Linked DNA regions of Mus musculus: region 2 is linked to region 1. The links are chromatin contacts, found by POLR2A ChIA-PET in ENCODE. All regions are on one chromosome and are shown on one strand. Each heading gives the region's core, a stretch centred on a gene start or an enhancer-like site at or near the end of the contact. The rest is flanking DNA. Distances are from core to core; before and after follow the strand shown. Region 1 holds the start of Zfyve27 (zinc finger, FYVE domain containing 27). Region 2 holds the start of Golga7b (golgi autoantigen, golgin subfamily a, 7B).

Region 1 (7,330 bases), core at 2,851-5,350:
CCATAAACACACTCCCGTAGCGATGCAAGACTATCCTCTGAAATGTCAAGTTAATGTGTTAAGAGTCCTCTCTGGTCATTTTCTGTTCTTTCTTAGCCTCTTGTTTTTATTTGCAAAGCCTGCTGATTCATGATTTTCAGGAGGAGACAAATATGTAGAATTCAATTATAAAATGTCAGAGCTAGGCCTGGAGGTATATCTAAATGCTATAGCACTTGCCTAGTATATGCCACACCCTGGGTCCCATTTTTTACCAGTACTGAAAATAACTAAGATAACCCCAAAGTATCTTATGAATAGGGCAAGGCTTTGCTCATTGTTCTGGTCTTTAGAGCCTTCTTTTATTCGCTGATATTTGTCCCAAAAAAACCCCTAGGAGTTTGGGAATCATATTCCCCAATCCGAGAGTAGCTGAAGGGGAAAATAAATATAATTAACATTGCCACCAGTCACAGCCAGCCTCAGGTCAGACACAGGTGGGAAAGTTGCCAAGAAAATGAAATTTGCCTTTGGGGAGAGTTACTGATGGTAGAATGCCAGGTGGTTAGGTCATCGAAATAAGCAATTTTTTTCTCTAAGGAAGGAGGCCTTATTTTCTTTGAGGCAGGATATTGCTATTTAGCCCAGGATGACCCATGGTGCTGGGATCACAGGTCTGCTCTCCCACACCTGACTGGAACAGAGGCAGGTAACTCTAACTCTCCCCTATGCTCAGACTTTTACTGGAGGAACCAGTGCGTTGTATTCTGTCTGAGTCGAATTAGTGCCTCCTATGGAACTAAGAGCTCCTGGAGACTTTTTTTTTTTAAACCGAGACAGGGTTTCTCTGTGTAGGCCTGGCTGTCCTGGAACTCACTCTGTAGACCAGGCTGGCCTCGAACTCAGAAATCTGCCTGCCTCTGCCTCCCAAGTGCTGGGATTAAAGGTGTGTGCCACCACTGCCCAGCGAATGAGACTTCTTATTTCTACCAGACCCAATGCACCATTTTAAGGGAAGAGATATTATACTGGGCCTTAGAGTGGAAGAAACGAGAACATGCAAACTTGGAAGATGCGGGCGTGAGTGCCCAGACCTTGGGGAGATACTGACAGGCATGAATCACTTGGGGAATAGTTGTGCTAGAGGCTAGGTGCATTGAAGTTACTCCAGCCAGTTTTCCCGGTAGCCTCAGTCTAGGCAGAGGATCCATTAAGCAAACAGGCAAGCGACTTTGCATGTGCCAAGTGCAGGACTGGGCAAGCCCAGGGAAGCAAGCCAGACGGACACCTATCCCACTGGGGTGTATGAGGGAAGACTCCCTGAAGAGGTGAGGTGAGCTCTGAGCTGAGCTGTGAAAAGAGTAGGAGGTGGTCAAAGCTGGAGCAGGTTCTGGAGGAGCCGAATATGCCTGGGCCTGGGGGGCGTGTCCCAGGGGCGTGTCCGGGGGGAGTGTCCCTGTGTCCATGAAGATGGTCTCAGGTGAGTATCGGAATGGGTAATGGTGTGTGTGCAGGAGGGAAGAGGGAAGAGTGGGAGCGGCTATGGACCCTGTAGGTTCAGGGATGAGCTGGGTCAGAAGAGGGAGAAGCGGGGTCTGCAGAGGCTGCGTGCTTGAGAGACTAAGGGGGCCCCTGGGAATAGTCATCCAAAGGAGGAGGTAGATTCCAGCAGACAGCTTTAGTACTACGTGTGGCATTCTAGACTTCTGGACCTCCTACAATGATGATGAGTCTCCTCGTCCTCCTCCTGGCCTTGAACTAGCTATGTAACTGAGGATGGACCTCATCTCCTGATACTCTTACCCCCATCCCCAAGTGCTGAGATTACAGCCATGTACCTGGAGTTGATGCTGGAGATCACACCTAGGGCTATGCAAATACTCTAGCAACTGAGTAGAGTATTTCATTAACTCTGGGTCTACATCACTAACTCTAACCAGCCCCAGGTCCTCTGCAAGAGCAGCAAGTGCTGTTAATTGATGAGCCACTTCTCAGTGCCCACCCACAACTAACGTTAAAAAAAACATTATTATGTATGTGGTGTGTGTGTGTGTGTTTGCAGCTGTGCATGTGTGCATGAGAGGAGGCAAGAGGACAGTTCTGGGGAATTGCTTCTCCTTCACCATGGGGCTGGGGGATTGTACTCAGTCCTTCAGGTTTGTACAGCAAGTGTTTTATCCACCAAGTCATCTTGCCAGTCCACAGATTTTGAGCACTTAAAATGTGCTGAGGAGCTGGGCGGTGGCACTGCACGACTTTAATCTCATCCCTCAGGAAGCAGAGGCCAGTCTGGTCTATAGGGCGCATAGTGCCAGTGCTCTAGCTTCTGATGACATTAGCTAACGGCTGATGGTGAATGTGAACGTGAATGCAATCCCCAGGGAGGGTTAGAAGCAAGGAAGGTGGCAGATAGATGACATTCAAGGGAAGAAAAACCCTAAGGAGACCTTGAGGGTAGGAGGCCAAGAGAGGTGGTCTCCTGGACGCTCAGGTGGGGAAAGGAAGAACAGCGAAGTGTCCAGTGTTGCTGAGAGCTCCTGCAAGGAAGACTGGAAATGTTCGCTGGGTGTGGCAGCCAGAAAGGCAGAGGTGACCCAGGAAGACGGGATTACAGTTGGCGAGGGCTGAATAGGTGAGGAATGAGCAGAAGAGCGGGCAAGTCAGAGGAGGAAACAAAAGTGGAGGTAAAGAAATTTCTTGTGCATCTTGTCTCCAGGCGAAGGGGTATTACTGAGAGTAAAGATTTCAGAGCCTGTGGGACAGTGACCAGCCTGAAGGAAGTGAGGAGAGCCCAGATTCCCAGTGCAGCTGAGTCCTGGCTGAGGAGAGCAGGCGTGCCTGTCTCTCTGAAAAAGAGATGCTGGACGAGATGTCAGTGAAGCTTTGGGGTAGCTCAGAGGAGGGGTTATTGTCGGCTGAACAGCTAGGGAAGGCTGCTCACAGCTGACTCCTGCTATGATGGCTTGCTTGGGTTTGGATGGAAGCAAGAATCGGGGCAGGCAGGTGTGACAAGCAATCTGAGGACTTGGCAAGAGTCCAGGGCCCTTGCAGGTAACAAAGAGGGTTCAGCTGGCTGAGACTGAGGCACCTGAGAGAGAACAGCAGGACAGATGAAGCCAGTGGATGCAGCCTCGTGTGGGTGGTGGTATGGCTGGGGTTGCTGGCATCCAGTGATGTATTTGGCTCAAATCCCAGCTCCGAGCAGTTTATGTGCTGTGACATTAAAGAAGTTACTTACCATGACTACAACTCCTCATCTGTGAAATGGTGATAACCCCGATAGGGTTATTGAAGGAGGAACAGATAAGATAATGTGCACAAAAAGCTTAGTGTACTGCCTGCCTGCTGGTTAAATGGAAACCCATGGGAGGTGTGTTTTAAGGGACAACAGCTGGGTCACAAGATGTGAAGAGGATAGAGCTAGGAACGGCCTGCACAGGACCTTGAACACAGCAGCTACGGACCACCGTTCCGTCTCTGCTAATGTTGTAACCCTCGAAATTACTGATACTACTAGAGAAACTTCAGTGTCGTGTACAGTTTGTCTCTGCGTTCTCACGGCAAGCACTATAGCAGACAGCTGGTTTCTGTGCTGCTGTGTCTTCCTGCAGCAAGCCAGGGGCTCTCTCACCGTTAAAATGGCACTACCCATAGGCACCTGACATACAAGATGTGTTTTCTGTCTTCCCTAGGTTCTCAGAGCTTCTATCCACATTTTCTTTCTTTTTTTTTATCCTTCTCCATCCCTGCCCCCACACGCCCCACTTTTTTTTTTTTTTTTTTTTTTTTTTTTGAGCCAGAAGCTCCCATAGCCAAGACTGGCCTTGAACTTGCAATACTCCAGCCTCAGAAACCAAAAGGCTGTGGTTACAAGTGTGTCACCACGCTAGACTCTCTAACTGTCCTTGCTGTAATGTTCCGGAGCTAGGCTGGCTCCCAGGTCCTAGGACTCCCGGGCATTAAACGAGTCATCTCTTGGGTGGCAGGAACAGAGTTAACCAGAAATTAGCCAAGGAGGGAAGAGTGCGCAGGCGCAGTATCAACGCGCTTGCTCACCTGCGCTTGGGTGGGAGGAGCTAAGCCCGGAGGCCGGACCCAAGGCGGGACGGGCGCGGTGACGTCACGGGCGCGCCACCGCAGAGTGAGTCGCGTCCCGGAAGCGACGGCGGTGGAGGGGCAGACGGTTCCCGGGTGGACCTGCGACTTCGGAGCGTCGGTGGGAGGTGGCGTGGCGTGGCGTGGGGTGGGGCGGGCCTGGCCTGAGGGACCGCTCCGGGGCTTGGTGGCCCTTCTGTCCCCCTGGCCGTTCCTGTCTCTTCCTTTCCTGGGACAGCGTCCGGGTAGGTGACGACCGTGACGCCCCAGCCTCACTGTATTTATTTACGGAGCCTGGCCCTCCGGCCCTCCCACCGCGTGTGGGTCGCCACCTGCAGGCACAGCGACCTTAGGCGTGTCCTGCCCTGCGCGGCCTCAGACAGGCTGGTGGTCTGGGCCTCTGTCGGCACTGACCTGCTAAGCCTGTCTCGCGCTTGCTTGGGTTCCCTTTCTCCCTAGCTCGTCCTGTCGAGAGTTTGGGGTCCAGTCGACCCCTTTCCAAGTGATGAATGGGAGCCAGGGTTAAGAGCGTGATAAGAGTGTTGTTAGGAGAAATTCATGAACCTCTGGGAGCCCTGGTAAGGGTCTCCCAGTGTACACTGGCGCGTTCATAAAGACTTCCCAGGACAAGATGGTCCCCCTTACCCTGACACCTGAAGGAGGAGCTAAAGATAGGAGAAAGATGTCACAGGACATCTTTTCTCTTGGCATTACCTACTGCCTTCTTTCAACAACCTGGTTATTAATGGTTTATATGCTCTTGAAAGGTCTGTGAGGGAAAGGAGCGTTGGAGGGGCTCATGAAGAGTGATAGGCTTTATAGCGAAGACATCCCCTTCACCCTGCTACTTCCTACTTCAGTAGGAATAAAATTTCTTGCAGTGTGAGATGGGTATTCGCGTTCACCTCTCACAGTTAACCTTAGGAACCACACGAACTGTAATGCAAGGGGGAAATGTGTTGTAGTCTGGAAGTGCATCGTGAGTGTAGGGATTTACGATTACAGAATGCAGACTTCGGATCGGGACCTGAGTGGGCCGGAGGCGAGCCCCAGCGGGATGCCTGAGGTTCTCTCTGAGTGTCCACCTGCCCCTACCAAGTCAGCAGCGTTTGATCTCTTCAACCTGGTCCTGTCCTACAAGAGGCTGGAGATCTACCTGGAACCCCTGAAGGATGCAGGGGACGGTGTTCGATACTTGCTAAGGTACAGACTTTAGGGTTCCTTTGTTCTTCCTCTGGGCTCTCCTGTCTCCCTGGTCTTTAGCAGTTCTGGCCAGCTAGGCAGTAGTTGGGCTATCCTTTCTGCTCTAGCGATGACTAGTTCTGGGGAGACTTGTGTGACCTTTAGGTGTATTCAGGTCTACTTGTGTTCCAGCGCTATGCAGGGAAGGTGGGAACTGAGAACCACTTGGTCTTCATCAGGACTGTAGTTGGATAAGCTCCTCTTAGGGACTGCTGGAAAGACACTGGCCTAGTATAGCTTAGAGCAGATGTAGGGATTTTTTTTCCCTTTTCTCTCTGAATATTAATGTAATTAATATTAAAATCTTGATTTTTATTCTTTTGTATGCATGTGGCGTTGTGTGCAGGTCAGAGGGCAGCTTTTGGGAGTTAGCTCTCCTTCCAGGGTGGATTCTAGGGACAGACACAGGCTTGGCAGCAAGCACTTTACTGGCTAAGCTATTTTGTTGTTGTTGTTGTTTTTGTTTTCGAGACAGGGTTTCTCTGTGTGACCCTGGCTGTCCTGGAACTCACTCTGTAGACCAGGCTGGCCTCAAACTTAGAAATCCTCCTGCCTCTGCCTCCCAAGCGCTGGAATTAAAGGCGTGCGCCACCACTGCCCAGCTGGCTAAGCTATCTTACCATCAAGTTATAATTTTAAACAAACTCAACTACAAATACCTTTGAAAAAACGAGATGCCATTTTCACTGTTACTTGGGATTATGGTTTTCAATTTTTTTCTATTTTTGCTTCATTTTTTTAATCCTCAGTAATTTTCTTCCAGCTTCCTTTCCTTTCTTTTTGTTGTTGAGATAGTGTTTCATTGTATATATCACAGGCTAGTCTGAAACTCATAGTGCAGGCTGCTCTCAGACTTCCAAGCATTCTGTTGCAGACTTACAAGTACTGGGACCAACTTGCTTTAAAAAATGTTTTTGTTTTTGTTTTTTGAGCCATGGTCTTATTATATTCCTGACTGGCCTGGAACTCATAGAGGTCTGTCTGCCACTATCTGGAGTGCTGTGATTAAGGGCATGCGCCACTATGCCTAGCCTGTCTTGTTTACATTAAAATGTTTGTTTTTTCCTTAAGTGATTTATCTTTGTTTTAGATTTTATGTGTACGGCTGTGTTGTCTGTATATATTTATATGCACCGTATGTTTGTTTGGTGTCCTTAGAGGCCAGGAGAGGTTGTCAGATCACCCAGAACTGGAGTTACAGATAGTTGTGAGCCTCTGTGGGGGTGCTAGGAACTCAGCCTGCGTCTTAACTAATGAACCATCTCTTCAACTCCTGCCTTGATTTATGTTAAAAAGTATTTTATCTGGGAATATGCCTATAATCCCAGAATTTAGGAGGTAGAGATAAGAGCATCAGAAGTTCACAAAGTAGCTTTAGCTTCATAGCAAGTTTGGGGCCAGCCTGAGCTATCTAACACCTTGACTCAAAAAAAAAAAAAAAACAAAACAAACAACCCCCCCCCCAAAAAAAAAGAACAAAACAAAAAGCCTAAATTGCAAATAAATGGCTTTACACTTCTGATTACTTAAATTTATGGTTTTTTGTTGTTGTTGTTGTTGTTCTTTTTGATTTTTTGTTTTTCCGAGACAGGGTTTCTCTGTGTAGTCCTGGCTGTCCTGGAACTCACTCTGTAGACCAGGCTGTCCTTGAACTCAGAAATCCACCTGCCTCTGCCTCCCGAGTGCTGGGATCAAAGGCGTGCGCCACCACGTCCGGCAGCTTATGTTTTTTTTAATAAAGGCCTTTGATATTATCAAAATAATGTTATACTGAATTAAAAGTAATTTTTTGATATCTTTCTCTGGTGAGTTCCCACTTTTCTATTTTTTTCCAAGGATGTCATGGGCACTTGTTTTGCACCTCCTGTCAGGTTCCTATCTGGCACTGCATTTCATGTGGTTTTTATCTCCTATAAATCTTTTTCAAACTATCCCAGGCTCTTGTTTAATGTACTGGCTTGCTGAAGTGACTGGGCTCACTGTCCTACAGAATTTCCTTCTGAGAATGGTCTGC
Region 2 (7,330 bases), core at 3,613-6,112, 85 kb after region 1:
GTCTCTTCCTGTCAATAAAGTTAGATGTTGAAAGGGACCCTCTGTGCTTGCATAGATGACCCCAAAGCCTTAGAGTTCTTGTCCTAGAACGTAGATGGAAAGACTCCTAGGAAAGAGGCAGCATCACACCTGGTGCCTCTCAAGCTCTCTCTGCACTTGGAAGTTGAATGGACTGGTTAAGTCAAGACTGTTGGTTGAAGTGGAACTTGGAATAGAATTCATCTTTCTTCATGGCACAACACCTAATCAGCTTGCATCCGTGGCCATTGGTGTACTTCCTTCACTGGCCATGGTGGAAAGCTGGAGGTTTCCTACAGTCATACTCTCTGGATCACCCTTGTATTTCACTCTCTGTTGCTTCAATCAGGTGTAGTGGCTCATGTCTTTAATCTCAGCACTCTGGAGGCAGAGGCAGGAGGATCTTTGTAAGTTCAAGGCCAGCTTGGTCTAGATCGAGTGGGTCAGTCAGGATATATAGTAAGACCTTGAAATTGCCTGCTCTTCTCTGAACCACTGATGTTTGGTGTTTCCCCTTTCACCTGACTTCCTGTCAGTGACCTCAGTGTCTGCATCTTCACAAAGAATCTTCCTGGTTCTCTCAGACAACCATGCCACTATCAAAGTTGCTGCTTCTTCTCTTCCATTCCAACTCTCAAACTCTAACCAGGAGAACATGCTGTCCCACTGACAGCCTTCCTCAAGGTTGCCAGTGACTTCTGTACTGCTGAACCAATGGTTGTAAGAGATTGCTTATTTTAGGATCTGCAGAGTGACAGCGCTGTGAGTAAGATGTCTTTCCCAGCCTTCGCTGCTGGGATCCAGGGTGTCATTCTCTCAGGTCTTGGGCTTCACTGTCTCTTTTTAGTCTTTTCTGTCTTCTAGTCTAGAAGTGGTGAACTCAGGATTAGTTCTTGACAACTTTCTGGCTATACGTCTTCCTTAAATGAACTTACCTAGTCCAGTTTTGAGGGATGGGAAGTTTGAGACAGAGTCACTGTTATGTAGCCCAGGCTGTCCTGGCACTTACCATGTAGACCAGGCTGTCTTTGAATCATGGAAATCCACGTGCCTCTGACTCTCAAGCGCTGAGATTAAAGCCGTGCATCACCATGCCTGGTTTGCCCTTTGGTTTGAAACCCCATTTGGATCTGGAGAGGTCTACAAGTTTTATTCCTAACTCTTACTCCTTCCCTAACTCCTAAATGTCTTTTTCTTCACCACTCTACACTATTTACATTAAAGTTCAGACCTAAGTCAGCCAAACACAATTCAAACCATACTTCAGGGCTTATTCAGACCCAAGCTCCCACTCCATATCCTCAGTAGATTGAAGATCTTCACTTCCAGGTGTCTCTGATCTCAATATTGGGATACTTTTAGATCATACATTTAAAACTCTGCAAACACTGTCATCACATTATCTTCCAACCGTGTCTAGAACTTGGTTACTGACTACTTCCAAGTGTCTAAGCTATCTCTCTCTGTGTACCTTGTCTGGAATAATTTAATGGGTCTCAAAGCTTCCAGCCTTACCTCTCCAATAACTCCAGCATACAAAACAAAATCCAAAAGACTACAGTTAGATAATGTCAATGTCTCTACCTCAAACTTTCCACTGTACCTTGCTATCTCACTTTTTTGATCCAAAGTTCTTAGGGCTGCAAGGACCTAAAAATCTAGTTACTTCTCACTTTGTTTTGTTTTATGAGATGGAGTATTTCTGTGTATCTTTGGCTGCTCTAGAACTGGCTGTGTAGATCATGCTGGCCTCAAACTCAGAGATCTGCCTGCCTCTGCCTCCCAAGTGCTGGGATTAAAGGCATGTGCCACCACCACCACCACTCTGCTACTTCCCATTAAAGAAGGAGAAGGAGGAGGAGGAGAAAAGAAGAAGAAGAAGAAGAAGAAGAAGAAGAAGAAGAAGAAGAAGAAGAAGAAGAGGAGGAGGAGGAGGAGGAGGAGGAGGAGGAGGAGGAGGAGGAGGAGGAGGAGGAGGAGGAGGAGGAGGAGGAGGAGCAACAACAACATCCCGTCTTCCTTTCCTTTGCCCTCCATTCTATGGACTCTGGTTTGGAGCTAGTTTTTGGATACATTAGGCGTGCTCCTCTTCAGAGTCCTTGAGCTCTGTTCTTTCTGCCTTGTTGCTCTTTTCCTAGGCAGTTGTGTGCTTATTTCCTTTTCTTTCTTTCAGACCTCTACCTACATCTGTCCTTATTAAGAAAGTTTCCCGTGTGTATTCCTTCAGAAATCACCTCCTTTTGACCTTTGACCCCAGGTCTGTATCACAGCTCACTTCATTTTCTAGCAATGACCACACTCTGCACTGAACTTATTTTCTCATGTGTGGCAGGGACAGTCTCTGTATATTTAGTCATTGCTGTATCTCAAGTCTCTGCAATCTAGGACTCAGTAAGTACTCAACAAAGAGTCAATGAATGGAAAGACTTGTTGAATGGCTTTCTTCTAGCCAGCGGGTGATTGGGGGGGGGGTTCCAGATGACTGTCAGGTTAGGATTGTCGTCAGTGAGAGGCACAGTGACATCTTGCTGTGCAAGAGTAAGGAATGGTCTCAGATCTCCAATGGACACCATGAGATGACGGGCTCATTTGTTAGCAGTGACCACTGTGGATTTGCAGATGACCCCAGTTTGCACATTAGTGTCAAAGCACTTACAGAGAGCTATGAGGCAGACCACAATACCTGCCCTTAGCTGTTTTGGCATGTCACTTATCCTTAGAGACCCAATGTGCTCTTACGATAAATGGGTAGGTGGAGATGTCTGTTCTCTGTCAGCTTATGGTCTGCAAAGTACTAGAAGGTGGCAGGGTAGTCAGGGAACAGACCACACACTACTTTTAGAGCTTGACTGTTTCTGTCTAAATCCTTCTCATGGGAGACTTTGGGCATCTTATTCTGGGATGCTGAAGGGATGAGTTATTCTGGGATGCTGAAGGGTGACAACAATATGGAGTGGGGCTGGGGAGATGGCTTAGCAGCTAAAGTGATTGCTGTGCAACAGCGAGGAGGGTTCAAATCTCCAAGGTCTATGTAAAAAAGTCAGATATGGCATGCCTGGAACCTAGTGCTCATATGGTGAGATAAGCCAGCTAGCCTGGACTATGCAGAGGCAAACAAAAGACCCTATGGAAGGTATAGATTGACAATGACATTTAAGGTTGTCCTCTGATCACCTGCCCACGGGCTCTGTGGCATCCACACAGTGGCACTCAGAGCATAAATCCACCTCCCCCCACACACACATGAGAGAGAGAGGCAGACAGACAGACAGGAAGACACAAGAGAGATACAGAGAGACAGATAAAGAGACAGATTTTAAAAAATAAAAAATGTAACTCACAGCAATTGTCAGGATTTCAAAATATATGTGCAGTGTAGAACTGTCTGGCACACATTAAGTGATCCATAAATGTTTGGTATTAAAAATAGAAAGTTCTGCTGAAAAAAAAGCTATTAATATGTCTTTGGGGTAACAAACCATCCTAAAATAGTAGGGTTACCATGGAATTTTAAAAGACATGATAATGATATTGTGATTACAGAGAAGAATGTTATTTTGCTTTTTGAGACAAGGTCTCACGTCTCTCCACCCACCTCAGCCTCAGGAGCGCCGAGATTAAAGGTGTGCACCATCACACCTGCCTCAGGAAAATGTTCTTATTCTGAGGGGATGAGTGCTGAAGTATTTAAGGATAAAACTGTGGAATCTATCGCTTTCTGATAATCTAGTGAAATTATATACGTCTCCTTGATCCAGTTTCCGTCAGCAAAGCCAACAAATCAAAATCAAATGTAAAAATACTATTGCTGACTGAGTTAGTTAGACTGTTCTGGCAAATGTCTTTTCCCCAACTTCTCCTGTATGTTTGGAAATTTTAAATGGGAAATTTGGTAGAAGAAGAAAGGACCCTAGCTATAGGCTAATGAAGAAGGGCAACAAGTATATCCTGCAGAAAGAGGACCGTAAACTCAGGGAGTGAGACAGCTAATCAAGGTAGGAAATCGGGAGAAGTCTGACCTGGAGTCAGGTCTTCTGGCTGCCTGTTGTGGCACCTACTCCAGTTTTATGTCATGGCCGACGCTGCTGACCTGTGGGCAGCCAGGCTGTAGAAGAAGTACCCAGCTCCCCTCAGACACAGATCTGGGGTTATTGTGGATGTGTTCAAAGACACCTGTGTTGGGGTTTCCTTTCTGCTTATTAAGTAGATAAACCATTTGATTGGAAGGCCTAATGCCAAATTACCACCTTGGAGAGTGGGCATACCGGTTTGGCATGTGGTTTTTGATTAGTGGTGGTAATTGGGTATTGTGGGAGTGTGTATAAACTCTGGGATGGCTGTAGGGAGACAGAAGTGTAAGGGGTGGGACCTGGACTAGGAGGATCATAAAGAAAGACTGGCTTCCATAAAAGAAAGGGCCCTAGGGAAAACCTGGGGATGAAATGTGCGTATGTGTTTTAAGAAAATGCTCTCTTATATCTGCAGCATTTTCCCCTAGCTAATGGGATTTTACCCATTTAAGGAAGCAGAAAGGAGAAAAGAGGGAAGGGAATGTTCCCATAAGGCTGGGTAGTGCTTGGGGCAGGACGGGAAGGTTAGAGTGAGAATTTGAAGGTGTTTGGAAAGGTAAGAGGCTGGCGGCCTGTGGATGGTGGGGCCTTCCGTATTGCAGGCCGGGTGCCTTGCAGCAGAGCCCATCTTCTTTCTTCAGCTTCTGGAAGTCCCCGGAGGCGGTGGAAGCTAGCGCAACGCTCTAGGCACTCCTGCTGGGGGGGAGGGCAGGCAGGAGAGGCGGGGCGCTGGGCGGGGCGGGACGGGGTGGGGCGGGAGCGGAGCCGGTGGCCGCGGGCGGGGCTCCTCTCCGGCGGGTGCCGGAGTCTGGGGGCCGCGGCTTCCCCCTCCCCGCCCGCCGAGGCGCTGGCCCCTCCTTCCCCCGCCGCCCCCGTGCCCGCCGCTGCTGCCACTGTCAAAGATAAAACCGGGCCATTGCCTGCAGGAACCCTGGCAGCAGGCGATCGGGTGGTGAGGAGCCTCCGGCGCGGCCTCGCCTCCCCGGTCCGGCTCCCGCGTCAGCACCGTGGACAGCACGGACCACCTTTCAGGGACCCTCCGGTCGGCAGGAGCGCGCTTCAGGTTTCGGCGATCTCATCAGTACCGCGGACAGCGCCCAGGCCCTCGCTGGCCTCGGCCAGCCCACCGGCTCTTCCTATCAGCACCGCGGACAGCCCCCCTGAACCAGCCCAGCGACAGCCAAGGACTGGTCAGAACGCCCTGAAGATGGCCACTGAGGTAGGGCCCAACACCTTAACCCGCAGGCAATGCCTCAGGGAATGATTCCCCACTAGGGGCAGACTGGGCACGAGGAGAAGACGGGGGTGGATGGGGGTAGAGGGTGGTTCCCTGGGTTCATGGTGGGAGGTGTGGAGTGGCATGGCATATAAGCAGAGCTTTGCTGAGGGGTCCCTTCACCTTTGACATGTCAATCTTGCCCATGCCACTCTGAGCCCTGGGAATCTACTTGTTACCAATAGCACCAAGTCCCAGCTGGTCTGGGGTTTCCCCTTCTCCTGAACACAGGGTTCTGACTCCCTAGAGGTTTGGAGATCCCTGCACACCTGTGTAAGGGGAGGGAAGGTGGCCTACTGCTGTTGTTGCTATGCGGTGCAGTATCCTGCTTCTAACCCAAATGCTTGTCTAGGGAAGACACACCTTCCCTCACATCCACATTTCCTTAGGAGGAGAACGTGGAAAAAGACATGCTCAGGCCCAGAACCCAAAGGGTTGGTTTTAATGAACCTCCTGCACCAGCCCCCACTTTTGAGAATTTCTTTCCTTCTCCATTTGAGCTGCTGTTCTCAGTGTATCCACATTTGCCTGTGAGGGGGAAGCGACTGTGTGCTTCACAGTGTGTCTATAGACCAAGGGACCTGTTAGCTAAGGACAAAATCTTGGCATAATGTGTAAGAAGTCGGGACTTGTGTCTCTACCCCCAGAGGTTACTCCTCCCCGGGGAGAGCTCTTTACGCATGGTGAAGCTGACATACGGAAGAAAGGATTGGCTCGGTACCCACACAGCATGCCAACAGCAGAGCTGAAAGTTTCTTTGAATTTTTAGAGTGTTGCAGCACACTGGGTCTCCCCAGCTCGGCTGCTGCCGGCTTTTGTGGTGACTCCCCATTTCCAGCCTAGCTGGACCACTGCCAAGGAGGAGAGCAAAGGCCTGTGAGTGATTCTGTGCGGTGCCTCTGGGATTCCGGCGAGTGGCATGACATCAGTACCAAGTGCTACTGCCATCATTCCATTGGATCTCCTGATGTTGCTTGGCATTGTTTGCCTGCTGATGTTGCACGAGGTTAGCTAGCAGGGATTCGTGCCCTCCCAGAACCCCCGCCTTCCCATGGGCAGGCAGGCTTGGCAGACCACAGCAGCAGTTGCTAGTGTGATCTAATGGGCTCCAAAAGGCCTGTCCGACTTACATTCTCTCCCCTACAGGTTTGCTGTGGCCTACACAGTCTACCCACAGACTCACACTTCTCGGTCGAGGCTAGGTTTCCAAGAAGCTGTTGGCAGTAGGCTTGACGACTCTCCCCTGGGATAGACTCTGCTCATAACGCCTCTGTGGGTACAAGGCCACGGCACACAGAATGGCTGTGCGTGTGTGAGCAGCTCTGTGAAGTGGCCATGGATGGTGTTATTATATGCAATTAACAGACGAGAGGACGGAGGCTTGGAAGCTTGCCTCAGCCTGGTGAAGGAGTCAAAGAAGGCTTCATTATCCCATTTTACAGATGATTCAACTGCAACATTAAGGCAATAATTCACCTTGCCTCCATGACCACTATCTTCATGGTTTGCATCGAGGATAGTGTATCCAGGTAGCCAGTATGATGCTTACTAGAGTTCTAGGGGTCTTGAGACAGGGCTTTGAGTGAGGAGAGATGTGCTAGAAAGAACGAGAGCAGAAGTTTTAAACCTGTGGGTCACAACTCCTTTAAGACCATCCGAAATATCAGATATTTACATTACAGTTCACAACAGTAGCAAAATTACAGTTGTGAAGTAGGAATGGAAATAATTTTATGGTTGGGGGGTCACCAAATACAACATGAGGAACTGTGTTAAAGGGTCCCAGCATTGGGAAAGTTGAGGACCACCAAGCTAGAGGGACTTGGGATCTCTGGCTGTTCATCTTGAGGACAGAGGGACAAAAGTCTGTCCAGGATGGGCAGGAGCTGAGGGCTAACACTTTCAGTCTCTCAGCTTGGCCTGGCCGGACTCTGTTGGCGGTGCTGAGAGAAGAAACTCAGGCTCT

What was found. ChIA-PET counts read pairs that join two places held with the same protein, here RNA polymerase II (POLR2A).
Region 2: POLR2A ChIA-PET joins it to region 1 with 14 read pairs in Patski. The contact joins the promoter of Golga7b here to the promoter of Zfyve27 in region 1. POLR2A ChIA-PET finds 5 or more read pairs at or near these places in 2 of 5 experiments (Patski and embryonic stem cell).

Annotation. Positions count from the first base shown.
Region 1 is chr19:42,166,467-42,173,796 of GRCm38, forward strand. It overlaps Zfyve27 (zinc finger, FYVE domain containing 27), which reads left to right and starts at 4,101. Exons shown (of 13, transcript NM_177319.3): 1 at 4,101-4,319; 2 at 5,080-5,277. The coding sequence starts at 5,081.
Region 2 is chr19:42,250,877-42,258,206 of GRCm38, forward strand. Golga7b (golgi autoantigen, golgin subfamily a, 7B) reads left to right here and starts at 4,863. Exons shown (of 5, transcript NM_027694.2): 1 at 4,863-5,307. The coding sequence starts at 5,296.